2 separate regions of the Mus musculus genome follow, and region 1 is linked to region 2. A link is a loop called in an ENCODE intact Hi-C map of the cell type or tissue named here. Cell type or tissue: heart. All regions are shown on one strand. Links, peaks and the distances in the headings refer to the core of each region. The heading gives the core; the rest is flanking DNA.

Evidence for each region. A loop is a pair of places that touch in the nucleus more often than their neighbours do. Peaks named below come from ENCODE experiments on the same cell type or tissue, not always from the same donor. Only the 100,000 strongest peaks of a DNase experiment are listed, where the experiment ranks them.
Region 1: a loop joins it to region 2, with 6 times the contacts of the local background. A loop is called at or near these places in 3 of 42 quality-filtered maps.

What each region holds. Positions count from the first base shown.
Region 1 is chr10:128,333,126-128,337,522 of GRCm38, reverse strand. Gm51822 (a long non-coding RNA gene) reads left to right here. Exons shown (of 2, transcript XR_003949053.1): 2 at 1-384. Among named protein-coding and RNA genes, the nearest start is that of Cs, 2.4 kb to the left of the region's middle. In heart, for the core only: a CTCF peak has its summit at 1,726 (motif pointing left); no DNase peak of the experiment used is centred there; H3K4me3 peaks cover 1,001 bases; H3K27ac peaks cover 1,433 bases.
Region 2 is chr10:128,534,518-128,538,914 of GRCm38, reverse strand. No RefSeq gene overlaps it. Among named protein-coding and RNA genes, the nearest start is that of Esyt1, 11 kb to the right of the region's middle. In heart, for the core only: a CTCF peak has its summit at 2,452 (motif pointing right); a DNase peak (open chromatin) is centred at 2,464; H3K4me3 peaks cover 801 bases; H3K27ac peaks cover 999 bases.

The DNA.
Region 1 (4,397 bases), core at 208-4,207, 200 kb after region 2:
TTGGCTTTTCCCTTTGCCCTTAACACATTTCGGGTTCTCCGGAGAATGCTGAAGATAAAGCTCCAGCACGCGACGTTTGAAGGTCACTGAACACTGCAACTGACCATTGCACTTCCTCTACCTGCTTGGCATGCTTTCTTAAAGAATGTCTTTGGTTAATGACTTCATGGCCGTGGAGGTGACATCACGCAGAAAGCCCGCTATGATGCCAGAGTTAGTTGCTTGATGGTCATTTGTGAACAGAAGAAATCTTGAAATTACAGATACTGACCCCGTTATGTGGAGAAGAGCAAAACCAGAAGCCTGAATGTTTAGTGATGTTTGTGAACTATATGGAGTCTAAGTCTTACAAAAGCCCCCTTAATATGAAGGAACCTTTCAGTCTTTGGGTCCTGGGCCTTATGATTCTGACATTCTTCATAAAACCCCATATCATAAAACCCCATAGAGCCAGCCCACCTCAGACACAGGATCAGGAGCTGCAACTCTCCACTCAAGATCAGGTGTTAGACACTCTCTTTTCGTCCCATCATTCACAGTATTTCCAAAGGACTCGAGGACGTTTATCCTACTTGGCTCTCTCTCTTATTTCTCCCTCAGAAAACATTGCAGTGAATGACACAAGGATTTAATGATCTTACACATCACTCTTAAATGCCCCGGGGTAGAACACCTCAGAACTTCTGTACTTTCCTGTGCCTACTGTGAAATTGGCCTAAGGGTGGAGAGAAGCTGACCCAATGATCAGAGCACCTTATCTGTAACCACCAAGCCTCAAATGTACAATCCTTTTATCTCACCACATGACAGTAACAAAGTGCAGAGGTCTCAGTATCCATGTAAGCCAAGTTCAGATAGTCCTTGTTTATAGAGGATGTAGTTTGTGGCTTAGACTTGGAAAAGAGAAAGAAAACCCCTATTTCCTCAAGTTTTCTCATATACATATTCATATCTGCCCAGTAGTGTTGTTCTAGCTTGGAAGTCAGGTAGTTCTTATGAGAGAACTTTATCAAGAGAAGCTGCGCCTCTTGAGAAGCAATAACCTTAGACCACCTCCCCGGGGACTTCAAAGCTTCACTGATCAATATTGGCTCCCAATTTAGCATCTCACATGGGGTTTCCTCATAACCCCAGAATAGTCTGACCTGGTTCCTTCCCCCATAGTTAATTATCCACAGAGACTAGCTAGCAGATCAGAGGCCTGAACTCCAGTGCCGTAAGTAACCAGAGGCTGTCCCCATCAGGTGAGGCTGCTGAAGGGACAATTATTGGGTGGCCATAATGGTAACTGGAGTTTTAATAACTACAGAGAGAATGCCATCCTTTTTAAGCCCCTTGATAGGATTCTGTACTTTAACGTCCAATTTTTATTTATTTGAAGTTATTTAATCCTGATGTCCATTGTTATAAAATCAATGTGAAAGCCCAGAGATGAAGGGGGTTAAGTGGTTTCGCCCAAAAGCTGAGTCTGTATCAGTCTGTCCCTCATTGCTGGGAGTGAATGCGGTTTGTAACATGCTATTACTAATACTCAAACATCAAACCACACCCCTAGCCCTACAGTTTCTTTCTGAACATAGGTGGGAAAGTTAAGACTGGCATGAATATAACAGCTAAGAAAACTCTAGGTCCAAATATACCTGCATGAGAACAGGAAGGGGCCACAGAAAAGACTTGACATAATTGTGACCTTGGGAAGATTCAAAATGCTCAGGGACAACGGTGCCCCCTGGTGGTCAAGATCAAGTGGGAGAATTCGGGCTCTAGAATCGTCTTAACATTATCTCCTATAGGTAAACAAACTTCAGTAGACAGTAGACAGTAGTTTGCTCTCTCTCTCTCTCTCTCTCTCTCTCTCTCTCTCTCTCTCTCTCTCTCTCTCTCTCTCTGTATGTGTGTGTGTGTACAGGAACGTGTATATGGTTACATGAGTCTCACATATGCTAAGCCATGAGCTACATCAAAGCCCTGTTTTTAAAAATGGTGAGGAACCAGGAATGGCACATGTATCTATAACCCCAACATTTGGGAGGTGGAAGCAGGAAACTCTGGAGTTCAAGGTCATCTTTGGCTACACAGTAAGTTCAAGGATGGCCTGGAGTATATAAAGAGATCCTATCTAAAAGAAAAATTAAATTTATTTTGAGGCAAAAAAAAAATCTCGCTAAATTGCTTAAGTTGGTGGAGAACTTGTGATCCTCCTGGATCCCAGGCACACACACACTGCCACGCTTAGCTGAACAAAGCTACAATGCAGTGCTTACTGTTTCAAGTCACTATCTAACTATAGTGCATGAGTCACCTTAATTAATCCTTGCAACTCTATAATATGTAGGTAATAGTACCTTTAAAGAGAAGGCAACTCAGATAAAATGTCCGGCCAAGGGCCATTGCTCATAGCTGGCCTAGCTAGAATTCACAACCTCATTCCAGAGCTCACGTCAAGCTCTGCCAAGCTTTACCATCTACTCCCTAGCTACCAGGAATCCAAGGCACCCTGCATACTGGGCAAATGTCGTTCCACTGAACCACACCCGGGAATCACTGTCTGCAGTCTCCTGGAGACATCAGCACAATGTGTTGCTATAAAGGTACTTTAAAAGATAAGAACTATGCAGTTTCGCCCATCTGTAAAACCTTTGCACATCCATAACTGACGTAAGGAACTGGAGACACCCACCCTAGAACATATACAGATAAGGAAGAGAGAGACAGAGACAGAGACAGAGAGAGAGAGAGGGAGAGAGAGAGAGAGAACGGTGTAGCAGCTGAAATGACTTTGGTGAACAAGATAGCAGAGCTCATGAATACTAGGAGAGCATTAAACACGTGAACTACAACCTCAACCCTAAAATATTTTGAAGAAACAGGGTCTTAAACTATTGCCCAGGCTGACTTCAAATTCCTAAACTCAAGCAATCCTTCTGCCTCATCCTTTCGAAAAACTCAGGCAACAGGCATGTACTACTGCACCCAGCTCTAAATCAGGCTGCTTCTTTTAGACAATTCAGCCCTGACTATCCTCTTTCCTAACCCTCAAAATGGGAGTCTGATGAGAAACAGTCTGGAAAAGGGGACCAGAGGACGCAATGCTTCTACACTGGTGATTGTTAGAACCCTGCACTCGCACATCCAAGCTCCCAGGGGGGTTTGCAAACACATCTTAGAAATACTACTTTATACAACTACTAGAGAATACATGCAGACTGTACTTCCTAAAGTGAGGTGTAGCAGACAGATCACTGGCTAAGATGATCATAGATGGATTCTCGGTTCCTTGTTGACTAGCAAGACCACTTAACCTCTCTGAACTTGCTTCTTTATCTATAAAATAGAATAATGAGACCAGGTATGGAAAATGCTTTGAATCTCAGTATTCTTGAGGCAGGGGCATGTCAATCTCTGAATTCAAGACCAGCCTTGTAAACCAAGCAAGTTCTAGGACAGCCAGAGAAACCCTGTGTCACAAAAAGGGGTGGGGGTGGGGGGCTGAAGAGATGTCTCAGCACTAGCTGTTTTTCCAAAGGACCTGGGTTCAATTCCTAGCATCCACATGGCACCTTACAACTGTCTCTAACTTCAGTTCCAGGAGATATGGCACCTTTACAAAGACATATATGTAAGCAAAATACCAATACACATAAAAAAATAAACTAACTTTAAAACATTTTTAAAGTAGAAATAAAACAAAGAATAATTTATCTCTGGGTGTGGGGGTACATGCTTGTAACTAGCAGTGCAGCTGAAGCAGGAGGATTGTGGGAAGTCAGCCAGAGGTACTAAGCAAGACCCTATCTCAAAAGTCAAAGCCAGGGCAGCCAAGTTGGCTCAGCTGGTAAGAGCACTGACTGGTCTTCTGAAGGTCCTGAGTTCAATTCCCAGCAACCACATGGTGGCTCACAACCACCTGTAATGAGATCTGACACCCTCTTCTGGTGCATCTGAAGTCAGCTACAGTGTACTTATAATCATAAATAAATCTTTGGGCCAGAGAGTGGGGCCAATCAGAGCAAGCAAAGGTTCTAAAAATTCAATTCCCAACAACCACATGAAGGCTCACAACCATCTGTATAGCTACAGTGTGTTCACATACATAAAATAAATAAATAAAAATCTTAAAAAAAAAAAAAAAGCCAAAACCAAAGCTGGGTGTGGTGACACACAGGCCAATCTGATCTACAGAGTGAGTTCCAGGACAGCCAGAGCTACACAGAGAAACCCTGTCTCAAAAAAAACCAACCAACCAACAAGTCAAAACCCAGCAATAATGAGATCTGGTTCAGTCAGCTAGGACTACATGGTGAGATCCTGACACAAAATAAGAAAGAGAAATAAAATCCATCAAAGGAATAACATCTATTTCAGTGTTTTCTTTCCATTATTGAGAATGGAATTCA
Region 2 (4,397 bases), core at 246-4,245:
AGGCCAGCCTCTGGGCTGGAGAGTTTGAGGTAGGTGTCAGGGTATACCAGCCCAGCCAGGAGGACCCTGTAACAGAAGTCCTTGGGAGGCAGAGGCAGGTGAATTTCTGAGTTCGAGGCCAGCCTGGTCTACAGAGTGAGTTCCAGGACAGCCAGGGCTACACAGAGAAACCCTGTCTCAAAAAAAAAAAAAAAAAAGAAAAAAGAAAAAAAAGTAGTCCTGAGGGAGACTGGTGGTCTGAGTCCCCTTTGCTATGTTAACAGGCATCTCAGTGAGCCCATTTGTCCTGACAATGAGTGCCTGCTGTTCTTGTACAGGAACCAAACTACCACCATCTTCAAGCATTCTCCCAGGGCCTACTCACAGAAGCTCATCACAGCTGGGCCTCCTGACCATTTCCTTCCCTCTTAGAAGGCAGGAAGGTCATGGGACCCTCACCTGAGTATCCAGCCAGTCCTGCCAACCAATGGCATGCAATTCTGCCCTAATTGCCTTGGACTCATGGTTCTTGGGGGAGGGGCTAGAGGATATAAGTGGGAAAGGCTGAGGGGAAGGGACCTTCTCTATGCATCTGGAGAAGCCATCATCCCTCCTGGGTTCAGACCTTCCAGGGTGGCTGCTTTAAGGTCACCTGTGCTCCTGTTTGTAACTCTCACTCGCTGCTCTGTAAGTAAGCCTAAGAGTCTACTGGTTCCCCGGTGAACTTTTGGTGGACTTGTACCTTGGTTTGTCTTTGGAACTTTAGAATGTGTGTCTCCCCCAGAGGAGTTAGTAACACTGTCTTGTACCTTGGTTTGTCTTTGGAACTTTAGAATGTGTGTCTCCCCCAGAGGAGTTAGTAACACTGTCTCTTGCGCTCCTTGGACTCGACCAGCAAGAACTATGCTGCAACAGGATCCTTCTGCACACGTTTATTGGGAGAGCTTGATTGCAGAGGCGAAGAGACCCCAAGCCCAGAACTGGTGCTGCTTATATAGGCCTAGGAGAGGCGTGTCTCACACCCAGATTGGTTATGCACTACGCCTCATTTGCATGTTCCTCATCTGATTGGCTACTCTCTGTACCTCACAGAGCCTCATTATCATACCTCATTTGCATGTCTCACATCTGATTGGTCATACTCTCAAAGCCTCATTATCATGCCCGGGCCAGGGAGTGTCTTTGCAAAAAACTTTACTGCATATGTACACATTGGTTGTTTGTCCAAACTTATGCATGGTGGCCAGCAGTAGTCAGTGCCACTCTGCAACGGCACATGTGGCTTCCCACAACTGTCCACTCAAAGGACCTGAGTTTGGTTCTCTGCACACCCAAGTCAGCAGCTCACAATCACCTGTTATTCTAGCTATGCACATGCACACTCGTGGACAAGCACACACCGCATGCACACTTACTTTTAAAACCATGGTTGAGTGTGGTGGTTCACACCTGTAATTCCTGCACTTGAAAGGCTGAAGCCAGAGGATCAGGAATTCAAAACAGCCTCAGTTACATAGCAGGTTCCAAGGCGCCTTGGGGTACAAGAAAGTCTAGATCACATAAAGACTGAATCTGGAACAGATGCTCACAACTTTAACTCCAGTTCCAGGGGAATGATACCTTCTCCCAGCCTCCTCAGGTACCAGGCATATATATATATATATATATATATATATATATATATATATATATATATACATATACATACAAGTACATTCTGCTAGGTTTCTGCAATTAATAAGCAATGGGGCCAACATTCAATTAGGCAGGCTGATTCTTCTTTTTTTAATTATTTATTTATTTTATGTATATAAGTACACCATTGCTCTCTCTCTCTTTTTAAAAACTTTATTTATTTTATGTATGTGAGTGAATGAAGATACTGTCTCTGTCTTCAGACACACCAGAAGAGGACACCAGATCCCATTACAGGTGGTTGTGAGCCACCATGTGGTTGCTGGGAGTTGAACTCAGGACCTCTGGAAGAGCAGTCAGTGCGCTTAACTGCTGAGCCATCTCTCCAGCCCCACATTGCTCTCTTCAGACACAACAGACAGAGGGTATCAGACCCCATTGCAGATGGTTGTGAGCCACCACGCAGTTGCTGGGAATTGAACTCAGCATCTCTGGAAGAGCAGTCAGTGCGCTTAACCGCTGAACCATCTCTCCAGGCCATGGCAGACTTGATTCTTGACTGTAATAAACCTATATAGAGTCATCCAGGGCAGCAGCACTATCCGACTGACAGTAGCTTTTAAAAATGAGCACAGAAGAACGCTTCATCAAACCTTTGAAAAGGAGTACAGAAGAAAGGTTCATCAAATCCTGTTTCCTCTTCCGTCTTCCAGAGTGTGCTGAGATCAAATACCACCTCCAACCCCGTGCTTCCCGCCGAAGTTTATACACACAACCAGGAAGTGTAGGTACTCAGTTCAAGCCTTGGTCATGAGACGCGGCCTATTACAGTTTATCACCACCAGGTGGCGCTTAAGGCACAAAATTGACAACAGATGGGGCCCCACCCTGTTTGTGCGGTTAAGGCACAGCACCCCGTGGCTCCTGAATCCGATCTGTGACAAAACCGGCCTGAAAAATGTTCTGTGCACCATATAATAATGTCTATGTGAAGGTCTCATGATGTGGTGGGTCGAGGAAGAAAAAGTTAGAAATGCATGTACCTCCGGAGCTCAGCTGGTCTATTCAACAAGAGCCTTTTCTTTTACTGAGGTGTGGTACAAGTTTTGGTGTGTGGGGAGTCCTTCAACTAAGGAAGTTCCTCACATTGCAGTGATGGTAGTCCCAGCAAGCAGATCACCCATCCTCTTCTGTTTCTACTTGCTCACATGTGTGAATGTGGAGAGCCTGGGTAAAAGAGAGAATTGTGCTCAGGAAGTCTAGATCCTGCCAGGCCTGGGGCAGCAGAGAAAGGGAAGTAAAACTTAATATTACTCTTTGATGCAGAATAGATTTTGAGTCTTGTGTTTTTCTGCTTAGCAGGGGAAGTAGGGTTGGTTAGAAGAGAGAGATTAGGTTTGTAGCTGTGCGTCTTAGTTACTGTCCTATTGCTGTGAAGAGACATAATGACCAAGGTAGTTCCTATAAAAGAAAGCATTTAACGGGAAGCTTGCTTACAGTTTTAGAAAGTTTAGCCTGGGCTGGAGAGATGGCTCAGCTGTTAAGAGCACTGACCGCTCTTCCAAAGGTCCTGAGTTCAAATCCCAGCAACCACATGGTGGCTCACAACCATCTGTAATGGGATCTAATGCCCTCTTCTGGTGTGTCTGAAGACAGCTACAGTGTACTAACATATAGACATATATGTAATAAATAAATAAAATCTTTTTAAAAAAAGTTTAGCCCGTCATATCATGGAGGGTTGGCAGCCCTTGAGGCTGGTGCTGGATAAATAGCTAAGAGCTACATCCTTCTGTGTAGGCTTGGCATGGACTTTAGCACTTTCCAAGTGCATCTTCAGTGGCACACTTCCTCTAACAAGGCCACACTTCTTAATCCTTTTCAAGCAGTGCCACTCCCTGGTGACTAAGCATTCAAATCCATGAGCTTATAGGGCCATTCTCATTCAAACAGCACAAGCTGGTGATTTTTATCTGGCTTGGAGCTGTGTTTCCTCAAAATTGCTTTAACCCCCACCCCCACCCCCTGCAGTCCACCGTCTCTCTCCCTCAGCTCAGCCAGGACTTTGGCCCTGGGTCTATTAGGTCTTGGAGGACCAGGAGATGATGGATAACTCTGGAAAGGTCAGGCAGCTCACAGACACTTGTCATCAGGTAACCCAAACTGACCTTGAGTTTCTAATCCTCCCACCCCTACCTCTTGAGTACTGACTGAGATTACAGGTGTATGCCACCACCGCACCTGGTTTTATGTGGTGCTGGGGATGGGACCCACGGCTTTGGGTACGCAGGGGTCTTAGTTTGGGTTTCTATTAATGTGACAAAGTACCATGACCCAAAAGCAAGTTGGGGAAAGGGTTTATTTGGGTTACGTTTCTACACTGTAGTCTATCACTGAAGGAAGTCAGGGCAGGAACTCAAACAGGGCAGGAACCTGGAGGTTGGAGCTGATGCAGAGGCCATGGAGGGATGCTGCTTACTGGTTTGCTCAGCCTGCTTTCTTATTGAATTCAGGACCACAATCCCGAGGATAGCTCTACTCACAATGGGCTAGACCCTCCCCCACTGATCACTAAGTAAGAAAATGTCCTGCAACTGGGTCTTATAGTGGCATTTTCTCAATTGAGGCTCCATCCTCTGATGACTCTAATTTGGGGCAGGTTTGACATAAAACAAGTCAGTTCACCAGGCAAGCACTCCACTCACTCTTCCCTGTCAGTTTGATCAGAGAAGTCATGGACCCATCAGAGTTGGGGCTCCAACCAGCATATGTTCTGCAGAGAG